Regions from separate parts of the Homo sapiens genome. Here region 2 is linked to region 1. The links are chromatin contacts, found by Hi-C in ENCODE. All regions are on one chromosome and are shown on one strand. Each heading gives the region's core, a stretch centred on a gene start or an enhancer-like site at or near the end of the contact. The rest is flanking DNA. Distances are from core to core; before and after follow the strand shown.

Region 1 (5,843 bases), core at 518-3,017:
CTGTTGCTCGGCTAGAGTGCAGTAGTATGATCATTGTTCACTACGCCATTGACCTCCTGGATTCAAGCAATTCTCCTGCCTCAGCCCCCCAAGTAGCTGGGACTGCAGGAGCATTCCACCATGTCCAGCTAATATTTTATTTTTTTGTAGAGATGGGTCTCACTGTGTTACCCAGGCTGGTCTTGAACTCCTGAGCTCAAGCAACGCTCCTGCCTCAGCCTCCCGAAGTGCTGGGATTACAGGCACAAGCCACCATGCCTGGCCTGCCAACCCTATTTAATCAATCGGCATTCTAGCTATTCACAACTGTTCATACATCCAGTCTTTGGTTCTGTTGGGGCTCAAAAAAACATTACCCCAAAGTATGGTGCTTTGGCACGCTGAGTACTTTGAACTAAAGGAGGAGATTGGAAGGCCTCAGACGTGGCCTCAGAAGCAGTCTCTCCTCTGATCTTCTCCTGTCTTCTTTCTCCCCCTGAAGCAAATCATAGAAACCAAAATCCCCCTTCTCCAAGGTGGGTTCTTGTTCCCTGAACATTGCTGTTATCCTGTTCTTTTTTCAGGGTGCCCAGATTTCATATTGTTCAAACACACATGCTCTATAATTTGTGCAGTTAACGCAATCATCACGGAGTCATGAGGCAACATACATCCTCCTCAGCTTATAAAATGACAGGATTAAGAGATTAAAATAAAGACAGGCATGGGAAATCACAAGGGTATTGATTGGGGAAGTGACAAGTGTCCATGAAATCTTCACGATTTATGTTCAGAGATTGCAGTAAAGACAGGCATAAGAAATTATAAAAGTATTAATTTGGGGAACTAATAAATGTCCATGAAATCTTCACAATCCACGTTCTTCTGCCATGGCTTCAGCCGGTCCCTCCGTTCGGGGTCCCTGACTTCCCGCAACAGTGGGTCATAAAGCTAAGATCCCTCTTCCCCAAAGCAAGCCATAAAGTCTGAAAAGGTCACTCTTTCCCTTCTTCCCTTTCTCTTTCCAGAAAGATTCTGCCCCATACGGGGGAGAAAGCCTACATAGAGAGGCCAAAAAGAGTCTGGACATACCTGGCTGGGTCCCCCTGCCTCGGTCTATCGCCATTAGATCACACCCCTTGTCCACTCACATTTTGACATAGTTGTCCACTCTTCATGGAACGTAAGCATACAAATAGATGGTTTTCTCTGGGTCTTTGGGTCTTCATTTGTGAAGGCTCTTGCGCTATGTAAAACTTTGATTCAAATAATTTGTTACACTTTCCTCTTGTTAACCTGTCTTTTCCTATAGGAGTGTCAGCTGTGCCCCTTATGATGGGTAAGAAAATGTATCACACCTTTCCACCCCTAGTTTTCTCCAGGTGTGTGGGCAGCCCTGGGGCTGCGTTCTTCCATCAAGAAAACACAAGGGGGCGGTAGTGGCACTTGGGCTTGACGGTGGTGGGACTTAAAATTGAGTCCTAGAAGAGAAAAATAAAAATGATAGAAGGCAAAGATGGAAGAAGAGAAGGAGCAAAGATGAAAGAAGAGAAGGAGCAAGGAAAAGAAGTGTGGTGTGAAAAGAGCCAAGAACACATTTTAATGTTTTTCCCAGAGCCGTACTCCCTCCCCAGCGTGAAACAGTGCAAAGCATGGAATTAATCCACTCCAGTGCATTGTGGGGAAGAAGGTTTGAAGTGAAGGGAGCAGGGAAAGGCCCTTGCAGGCTGAAGCCCTGTAGAAGAGGGCTGGGCTAAGCAGCCTCTGGGGAAGGGGGGCACTTAGGGCCCAGACCAGCTGGCCTGCTGTTTCTTTCCACAGGCCCCAGGGTGCAACCAGCTTCTCTCACCTTAAGAGATTTCCCTGGCTTCTGAGCCAGCTGTCCCCAGCTACCACGCCCCACCCAGCCCCAGGCAAACACACGGTACATTTTCTTCTCTGAGATTTACTACCAGGAAACAGATTAAAAGGCAACAAAAATAAGCAGAGGGTGAATTACCCAGGTTAAAGGCAATCTTGTGCAGCTCCTGTGGACAGACCTCTAGTTCTTATTTTCTTTTAAAAACTAGATTGGATTGAATGCTTTGTCTTTTTTCTGAGAGAGCTAAGGTGACCAAATGTCCAGGTTTGCCCAGGTGTGAGGAGATTCCTGGAATTCAGGACTTTGAGTGCTAACCCTGGGAGAGTCCTGGTCAACTGGGAAGAGTTGGTCATCGACAGAGAGCTCAAACAGGCCCCTCCTCACCTCCAGACCAAGCTTCTGAATGAAGCTTTGCGGAAATCTCTACCAGTCAGGGCTGAACCAAGCATGGGAGTTCCTATTGGTCTCAAGTGGGCAATTTTCATCTTCAAGACCTTTACCAGGGAACCACTGGGTAGGGGCTCCAGTCTCCCCAGATGCCACACGATGTGCATTCCCCTGTGCCTGTTTCCTTACCAAAGCAGGAAGAAGTAGGATGGGATTTCTGTCTGGGAGCTCCTCTGGCCATTTTTTAGGGAGTGGTTACTTTTCTCCAGATCAGGGGACTCTCCCGTCCCCCGCTCAAAAGCATTTTTATTTTATAAACAAAGTTAAGCAGAGTTCCTTGCTGCAGGCCCTCCACTATGGCAGTGTATGAACACCATGCATTTTCTAGAGGAGCAGACTGGTTGCAGCACCTCCCAAACTATTCAATCACTGAATTTCCTCCCTTTTCTTTAAGAAACCTGCGTTCTGAAGAGCACACATGCTCCTGGAACCTTTGTTTGATCCCACTTAAGCAGCTTTGGGACCTCCCCTAGTGCTACCCAGTGCTGTTTTCATAAAAGAATCAAGCAGAGGACTGAGGGCTTTTCACTGAGATGGACCCAGCGCCACTGGCCGTGCCAAGCGTGCGCAGCAGGTGTGCGTGTGTGTGCGCTTGCTGGCAGGCGGCCCTCTGCAGGCAGTTCTTTGCACCTCAAGCCAGGTTGCATATGCCATCTCTGCTGGCTTGGGGAGAGCTATTTAAAGTCTCTCTAAAGGCCAGTAAGCCTGCATGACTTCTCACACTTCCTAAAAATGCAGGGTCCGAATGGTGCAAATTCCAGCCAATACAGCTCTTGGGTCATCCCCTTGTGTGCCAGCATATGTAGGACTCACATCAAGTTACTGTAAACAGATGGCATGTTTGTTACAGTCTTGCTTAAATGTACCAGTATATATGCACATTTTGTTTGCTAGTAGCTTGGAAGACTTGAGTTGATTAATTAAAAGCAACACATACTTAATAGTTGTGTTTTTTTCAAATGATACATTTGGTTTTTGTAATTTTTTTAAATGGAAAAAAAAAAACCCAACAAGGCCTGATTTATATACTGAAAAGAGGTTCTTTCCCAGTAAATTAGGAAAAGTAGTTTGCATTCCTGAACTTATTTATTTTCCCCTGTAGCTAATGTTGCTTGTTATTCTAAACTGAGTGGGGATGCTAAGAAAGAAAAAGCATTGCCCTCCTGTAGAGCATGTGTCACCTGTAAATTTCCATGAGACAGTGGTGCCTCTAATCTCTGAATTCAATTCCACCAGAGCAAATTGACTTTCACCGAGGTGACTTTGAAGCCAAGTCATTTTGCAGGTTCAAGAAGTAAACTCTGCCAGCCACACCACTGAGCCCACTGGCCAGGGTGCCGCCTGCAAAGCCCCACCTTCCACCACACCCTCCCTTCAGTACTGGTTCCACTGAGCTAGTCACCAAAACAAAACAAGTTGTTTAATTAAAAGATTTCCAGCTCCTTATTTCCCAAGTGCAACAGAATGGGAAAGTGTCCCTGCTGTAATGTAAATAATGGAAATCAGTCTTCTACACATCCTGGTGAGGGAAATTTCTCGTAGAAGAGTTGCCAGCCTTTCCAATACAGCACTTTGGGCTGAAACTCACACATATGTGCTATTGAAGTTGAATTCTGGCAAGTGCTATTCCTGGTATTTATTTGAAAGAAGCCAAGTACTTAAATGGAGTTAAAACAAAACGGGCTTTTTACTCTCTTCCCTGCAACCTGCAACCCTTGGCTTCCTCTTCTCTGAGTTTTGTTTGGATTTTTAAAAATTGACTACACCCCTTAAGAAATACCCCCCTCCGGAGTCAACTGGTCTCCAGTTGGCACTGGAAATGCTGAAATATCAAAAAGATGGTTGAAACTGTCTAAAGGGCAGCTTCCTGAGAAAAAATTAACCTTCCTTGGATTCCTCTCCAGGTTTTAGGCCAATTGAGGTCATCTTTGAAAGAACAACCTGTCCACCCTTTCCACCTGCAAAAGAGGGTGGTCCCTACCAACAGCTCACATGACTGACTATGGCAGCCACACTCAGGGCCTGGCACTTGCTGGGCCCAGAGAAAGTTGATTGGGGTTAAGATGGCCTGAGCGGTTTCAAGTCAGAGTGTGAGGCAGCTAGGAGGGGCCTCGGAGAAGACCAATTCCCACACTTTCCTCAAGAAGAAGCAGAGGCCTGAGGCCATGCATCTAGCCAGTTGTGGGAAGGGGAGGAAAGGGGATGCTTACACCTGTCAATTCATCTTTGGACCACCAAACCTTCCCCACCTCCACGTCAGCCAAGCTTGGGTCTCTTTCATGGAGCCAGGGAGGGGCAGTGGGAAGGAGACCTAAGGGCTAAAAAGACAAACTGGTCTTCCAAATATCAACCTGCCGTGTGGGATGAGGAGAGGCAGAAACAGGCATGATTGTAGGCTTGAGGAATGTGTTTTCCCTGCCTTCTCACCTTCCTTCTCATTTTATTTTTCCTTTTGGACTTCATGTGCAAACGTTCAAATTAATCATACTCCTTGGATCGTGGTCCTTTGTCATCTTGGTCTTCTCAATGCCTCCTCTTGCTTAGTTTTATTTATTTTTAATTTATTATTATTTTGCTTAAGCATACTCTGAGATATTTTTAATTATATATATATTTTATATATATATAATATATATATAATGAGACGGGGTCTCACTCTGTCACCCAGGCTGAAGTAGTGGTACAATTATAGCTCATTGCAGCCTCAAACTCCTGGACTCAAGCAATGCTCCTCTCTCAGCCTCCCAAAGTGCTGAGATTATAGGTGTGAGCCACCGTGTCTGGCTGCTTTATTTTGTTAATGGAAAAATCAAACCCTGTAAAATATTTTAACAAGGTTTATTCTGATCCAGTCTGAGTGACCATAGCCTAGGGAAACACAGTCTCAAGGAGTCCTGAGAAAGTGTGCCCAAGGTGGTTAGATTACAGTTTGGTTTTGTACATTTCAGGGAGGCAGGAGTTACAGGCAAAGACATAAATCAATATAGGGAAGGTACCCATTGGTTTTGCCCCAAAAGGCAGGATATCTCAAAGCAGGGGGCTTACAAGTCATAGGTGAATTCTGATATTCAGATATCCTTTAATTGGCAATCAGTTAAAGGAACAAAAGTTTGTCTAAAAACTTGGAGTTAACAGAAAGGGATGTTTAAGTTAAAATAATGATGTCAGAGCCAGCCACAATATGACCTGTTTAGCAACACCAGTGGCCTTCGGGCATAATTTAACTTGTGCCTTGCCTGGTCCTAGGTCTTGTTTATGATTTGGTATCTTACAGCCACAAAGAGTCTGTTTTTATCAGCCTTATGATCTCTATTCTAACATTAATGCTGGTTGGTTGTTGTGCCTAAACTCAAAAAGGGATAATGAGGCGTGCCCAAGCTCCCTTTCCATCATGGCTGGGAACTCAGTTTTTGAGGATTCTCTGGAGTCCCCTTGGCCAAGAGGGGGTAGGTTCAGTTGTTGGGGGGCTTAGGATTATATTTTTAGTTTACAGTTTATTTTTTTAAGTCTCCAAATACTACTTACTTCACTAGAGGCAACCATTCTAATCTGTTTA
Region 2 (5,538 bases), core at 662-3,161, 82 kb before region 1:
CTTCTGTCAGAGAAGCCTTTCAGCTGAATAAGACCATTTTCCTCAAAATCTGATTTTCAGGGCATCATGTAATATTTGTTATGTAATATTTGTTATTTACCTAATTAGATTACCTTAAAAAAAAAAAGACATGTAGCTGTCTTTATTTTTCAAAAGACGGACTAGTTCTATATAAACGGCCTAATTCTCCATGACCATCAGAATTCTCTCCAGCAAGGTATTCAAAAGACTTCCAATTTTGCTTCCTAGCGTTATCCAAAATACCGCCCCTACCACTTCAAGGTCACCTCTGTGAAGCCCTACCCAGTCTCCCAGGTAAAATTCACTGGCCCTGCCTCTGTACTCTCCCAGTGACACTTGTGGCTCTAACAGCCCTTATCACTGTCTGACTTGCATTAATTATCAGCATCCATAATCTCCTTAGATTACAAGCTCACAAGAGCAGAATCCATGTCACACTCAATATTGTTTCCCCATTGCTTAGCATAGAGGATTAAAAATACTTGGGTTTAATAACTTTACTGAATCCTGCAAACACAGCATGCTCACTTCGAATCTCACGTCTCCAACCTGCATCAATCCAAATCACACTCCAACCTTTCAGGCTCGATTCAAGCCCACGCTTCCTTAGAGTCCTATTAGTCTCTTTTTCTCTAGGAATCCCACCCTCCTTTCAGTCCACGCCTCGTATTTTTGCACACAGGGAAAATACACATGAGCGTATCATCGTTTCCTGTGTATGTTTTGTCACCAAAGCTATCTGGGAAAATATTACGTATTAATGTCATTAATTGCAATTGATAAAAAAGCACATCTACATTCAAAAAAATTTTTAAATCATTGTTGTGAGTTTTATTAGTCGGTAATCTTTTACTGCATGTATGAATGTACTCCACTTTCTCCCCTTGGATAAACTGGGGTCTTATTTTGCAGTGCTGTCAAACTGTCACTGTTCACCAGCTATAACAAAGCACACCAGAAAAAAAAAAAATCAATAGCAGTTCTACAGCTAAAACCTCAACACTCTTCCTGGAAAACGTTTTCAGAGAGATAAATAGCTCAATGGGATTATCTCTATCTCTCCTTTAAACCCCAGCGAACACATTCTAGGGGGGAAAAATGCATTTGTTGGGATAAAATTTTATCCAAACCTGCAAGGGCACATCTAACAGTGTGGTGTTTCTTTGATAACATGATGAATTATATAAAAGGCCACTGCTCATTCTCTGCCTTCCATAAATACCCTTGGGTCCAGAAAGCCACAACCACCTCTTTAATGAAAGGCTTCTCTGAGGAACCTGAGTTTATTGGACCCCAGGGATCACTTATGTTCTGTTGTTTTTTAGAGGTATAAAAAGACTACAACTTTGGTGCACACTTAGTATGTGTGTCTCTATGCATATTAAGATATGATTATATACAGAGTAGAATCCTATTAAGATGCTAATATACGGAAGCAGAATTCCACCTACATAATAAGACTTTCACATTATAAGAGGATAAATGTATATTTTTCATCATATAAACAGAGCACGTGATCTGGTCCTTAGAGTATGTTGGTCCATAGCAGGCCTTTGTGCTTTGTTAGTGGGATTTTAAATTGGGTGTTAGGTGTAGACACACAATTTCAAAACAGCAAGCTGATGGTAAGCGACTATAGGCAACTTTTTCTAATTAAACCATTTGAAGAAATACAGGGCTTCATTGTCCACAACCTGACTTACAGAAAGAGGACAAAGTGGACTTAAATTAGAACTCCCCGAGGTTTCAGATATCCAAAAGCTATCTCTGAGCCCTCCACTCGGTAGCCCTTCCCCTATCCGTGGTGAATCAAGACTACTTCTAGTCACCGCACACACAGCCACATCTCCTCGGTAAACACACTCTCCTTTTTGTTCCTGGCAGTGCTGGTGTTGCTCATTTTGTCCATGAGGCGGCACCGGAAACAACCATACATCATCGACGACGAGGAAAACATCCACGAGAACATCGTCCGCTACGACGACGAGGGCGGCGGCGAGGAGGACACCGAGGCCTTCGACATCGCGGCCATGTGGAACCCCCGGGAGGCGCAGGCGGGGGCCGCCCCCAAGACGCGGCAGGACATGCTGCCCGAGATCGAGAGCCTCTCCCGCTACGTGCCTCAGACGTGCGCAGTGAACAGCACTGTCCACAGCTACGTGCTGGCCAAGCTCTACGAGGCCGACATGGACCTGTGGGCACCGCCCTTCGACTCCCTCCAGACGTATATGTTCGAGGGGGACGGCTCTGTGGCGGGGTCGCTGAGCTCCCTGCAGTCGGCCACGTCGGACTCGGAACAGAGCTTCGACTTCCTGACGGACTGGGGGCCCCGCTTCCGGAAGCTGGCCGAGCTCTACGGGGCGTCGGAGGGACCCGCGCCGCTGTGGTGACGGAAGCCAGGAGGCAGGCGCGCGTCCAAATCCAGACGTTCTCCGCGGGTGCTTCGCGGACAAGGTGCAGCCAACCACACGAGCAATACTGTGCTGGAGAGTGAGAATGGGGGTGAGCAGGCGAACAGAGCTCTCTCTGGATCAGCTTTACTTGGGTAGATTAAGTTAAATAAGCAAAAGGAAACCCAGAAGGAAGAGGGCAGAATCTTTAATTACCTTTTTTTCTTTTCTTTTTGATTTTTCTGACACTGTGTGCGAAGGCTTGGAGTCCAAGGTGTTCTGACAAGGGTGGCTTTTCTCTGCCATTCGCTAAGGCCTTTGTCACTTTTCCACCACAGAAAGGCTCTGGCCTTGGATACAGAGATGCCAATTGAAAGCAGAAAGTTCTACTCTCGTATCTGTTTTTTATCTTATCTTATTCTCCATTTAAGAGTTTTGCTGGCTCAAACCACAGAAACCAACCCACAAGAAAGAACAAAAAACTTGTTACTCAGTGAAATTAACCTACTTGTTCTGGGATGGATGGAATTTCCCGTAACCCTTTTGAGACAAGGTTAAGACTGAATCAGCCTTGCATGGGGGTGGATGGGTGGGAGGGTGGGTGAAGGAAGAGACATTGACTTTATGCTCAAGTTTAGTGGCTGAACCAAGAGATGTTGGCATTACAGCTCATCCAACGCCATCAAGTTAGAGTGCTCGTGTCTCCTCTCAGCTATTTAACTGTGCCCCTGCAAAATTGTTCAGAATGAAACCAGAAAAATCTGCCTCTTTTGCACTGTAGATGTCTCTTCCATGTGCCAAATGTGGAGATTAGATGCTACAAATGAAAGCCAAATAAAAAAGAAGTATCTGACAAAAGCATGGGTTAGAGGGCTTTCCTAATCTGTGTGAGGTCAATCCAAGGGATGTTTACATACTGTAGATAACCTACTTGAACAAAAATCAGTATTATAGAGAATAAATGGATGTAAGAAAATTACATGTACAAGTTTTGTATATTTGTTAATAATTTTGGTAATAAATATGATGTACTGCATCTCAGTACCTTAGCACTTCTTTTAATAAAAGTTAAATAGAAGGAAAAGTCTATTGTGAATTTGTTTAATTGCTGAACAGGTAGAAGATGACTTTGTAATCCTGATCTAGCCTCAGGCTCCCGGGGTTGGGGCTAATTTGTAAGGCAAAAGCAATGGAAAAGAAGTGTGAGGCTGCATTCTGTTTCAGTAGCTAACCATATGAACATTATGGTTCAAACTGTTAAGCTTTTAATGAACACCCTCCATTTCTTCATCCCTGAAAAGAGCAAAGGGTGGTTTGGTAATATCAACTATACAATGGTGAATTTAGCCCATATTTTTCATTTTGCAAAAGGTTATTACACATAGCCCCCAATGAGGCAGGCTACTGTGCTACTTACATCTCTATTTCATTGGCAAATTGAGCTCACAGATGGTTGAAACCATATTTTATTCATCTTTCCTTTTGCTACAATAGCTAGCATACTCTTCTGCATACAGTAGGTGCTTAACACTTCTTGGCTACATGATGGGAGGGATCTCTATTTGACATTCTATTACTAAAAAATATTTTACACAACTATCCTCACAACTGAGGACAAATTGTGAACAAAATCATTCCCTGAGAGCCTTGATTATAGCAACAGTTCTCAAATTTTAATGTATCAGAATCACGTGAAGAAATTGTTAAACTACCTCACCCCTAGAATTTATGATTCAGTCGATTTGGGGCAGTTTGTATTTCTAACATGTTCCCAGGAGATGCTGATGCTGCTGGTCCAGGAACCACATTTTGAAAACCTCTGATATGTAGTTACTCACTCTCTAACACATGAAGATTAAACTATGTCCCATCTGTACTGGGTCCCATCTTCCCGCAGAGTGGTGTTGTGAATTGTTTTCTCAGTAAAACATGAACAGTTTACAGAAATGTAAGGAAAGCTGATGAGGGTCTGGGAGGCAGTAGGATGTGCTTTTTTGCATATTACACATTACATGGTACCATTACATGGTACATTAACAGCCACCAAATTCTCTTCAGCCTTCAGCATACTAACCCTTTCTTCCCATGAAAGGCAGGCAGCTCTCACACATCCTCTTCAAGGATAGAGTGCAATGTAAAAATAAATACATTTAACAAAGCAAAAGAAAAAGCATGGACTTGAGTCCAAACTAGGCTTTACAATATACCAATTATATGGATGTAGGCAAATCAACCTCTATAACATTCTTCCTTCCTACCACAGCCCTGAGGATAATTTTGTGAGTATTTCACTTTGTACTGCTTATGTTACAACTGAGAACAGCTGTTATCCTAACCACAGGGCGTTATCATGCCCCACATCCTGCAAATGTGGTCCCCATGATATTGGGCATGAAGTAATTAAACAAAATCTCCTGAATCTTCTGGTCCCTGGGAGGATAGTTAATGGTGTAATACAGGAAGCGTGATTGAAGCACAAAATAGATCTATTTCAGCTTCATACTCTAAGCTAAGAGATTCCCACTCCAAATGAGTTTTAAAATTCCCTTTCTACTGCCACAATGTAATACAAATGCTGATCCCTCTGGGAATAAAGAAAAAGAAAACCATCATCATCTCTATACAGACAATGTGATCAGGTTAGGCCAGAGAGCTGTAAAATTATTCAGCCATTTGTTTGTCAACAGGTATGACAGCTAGCCTATAATTTACATGTTGGAGGGAAACAGGAGAATCTGTAGAAACCAATTGATGAGACTCAATCTGAAAATGTATTCTGAATAAGAACACAAGCAAAGATAAAAATTAGCAATGAAAAATTTAAAAAAGAGAATATTCAAGCATGGCATATAGCAAAGACAAACATGGGGTTGTTCACACAAGAAAGAATCTATGAATCCTGAAAATGGTATTCAACAAGTTAAAAATCAGTGCAGGCACATTGATTAAAAGTTGTCATTAATTCACTAATATTGCAGAACTAGGCCTTGATGACAGAATTCACAGTATTTCCATATAGTGCTGGGACTATATGAATGTAGGACAGACACACTTTACAAGCAGTTCTCATTGCAGATTGACTCACTGTCATATCCATTTGTCATTTTTACAATAAAGAACCTTCAAC

What was found. A loop is a pair of places that touch in the nucleus more often than their neighbours do. Pooled maps may share reads with other maps.
Region 2: a loop to region 1 is called in a map of mammary epithelial cell, with 8 times the contacts of the local background. The contact joins two enhancer-like sites. A Hi-C loop is called at or near these places in 7 of 168 maps with a recorded cell type or tissue (IMR-90, Right ventricle myocardium inferior, cardiac septum and 4 more) and 11 of 50 pooled maps.

What each region holds. Positions count from the first base shown.
Region 1 is chr18:61,634,589-61,640,431 of GRCh38, forward strand. No RefSeq gene overlaps it. Among named protein-coding and RNA genes, the nearest start is that of LINC01544, 110 kb to the right of the region's middle. RefSeq lists an enhancer at 1,323-1,372. Within about 2 kb of position 1,768, at least 18 of the 41 ENCODE cell types and tissues checked have a DNase peak (open chromatin) inside an H3K27ac peak, as active enhancers do.
Region 2 is chr18:61,552,285-61,557,822 of GRCh38, forward strand. It overlaps CDH20 (cadherin 20), which reads left to right. Exons shown (of 12, transcript NM_031891.4): 12 at 1,906-3,495. The coding sequence ends at 2,411. Among named protein-coding and RNA genes, the nearest start is that of LINC01544, 190 kb to the right of the region's middle. RefSeq lists an enhancer at 1,802-2,309. Within about 2 kb of position 1,912, at least 2 of the 41 ENCODE cell types and tissues checked have a DNase peak (open chromatin) inside an H3K27ac peak, as active enhancers do.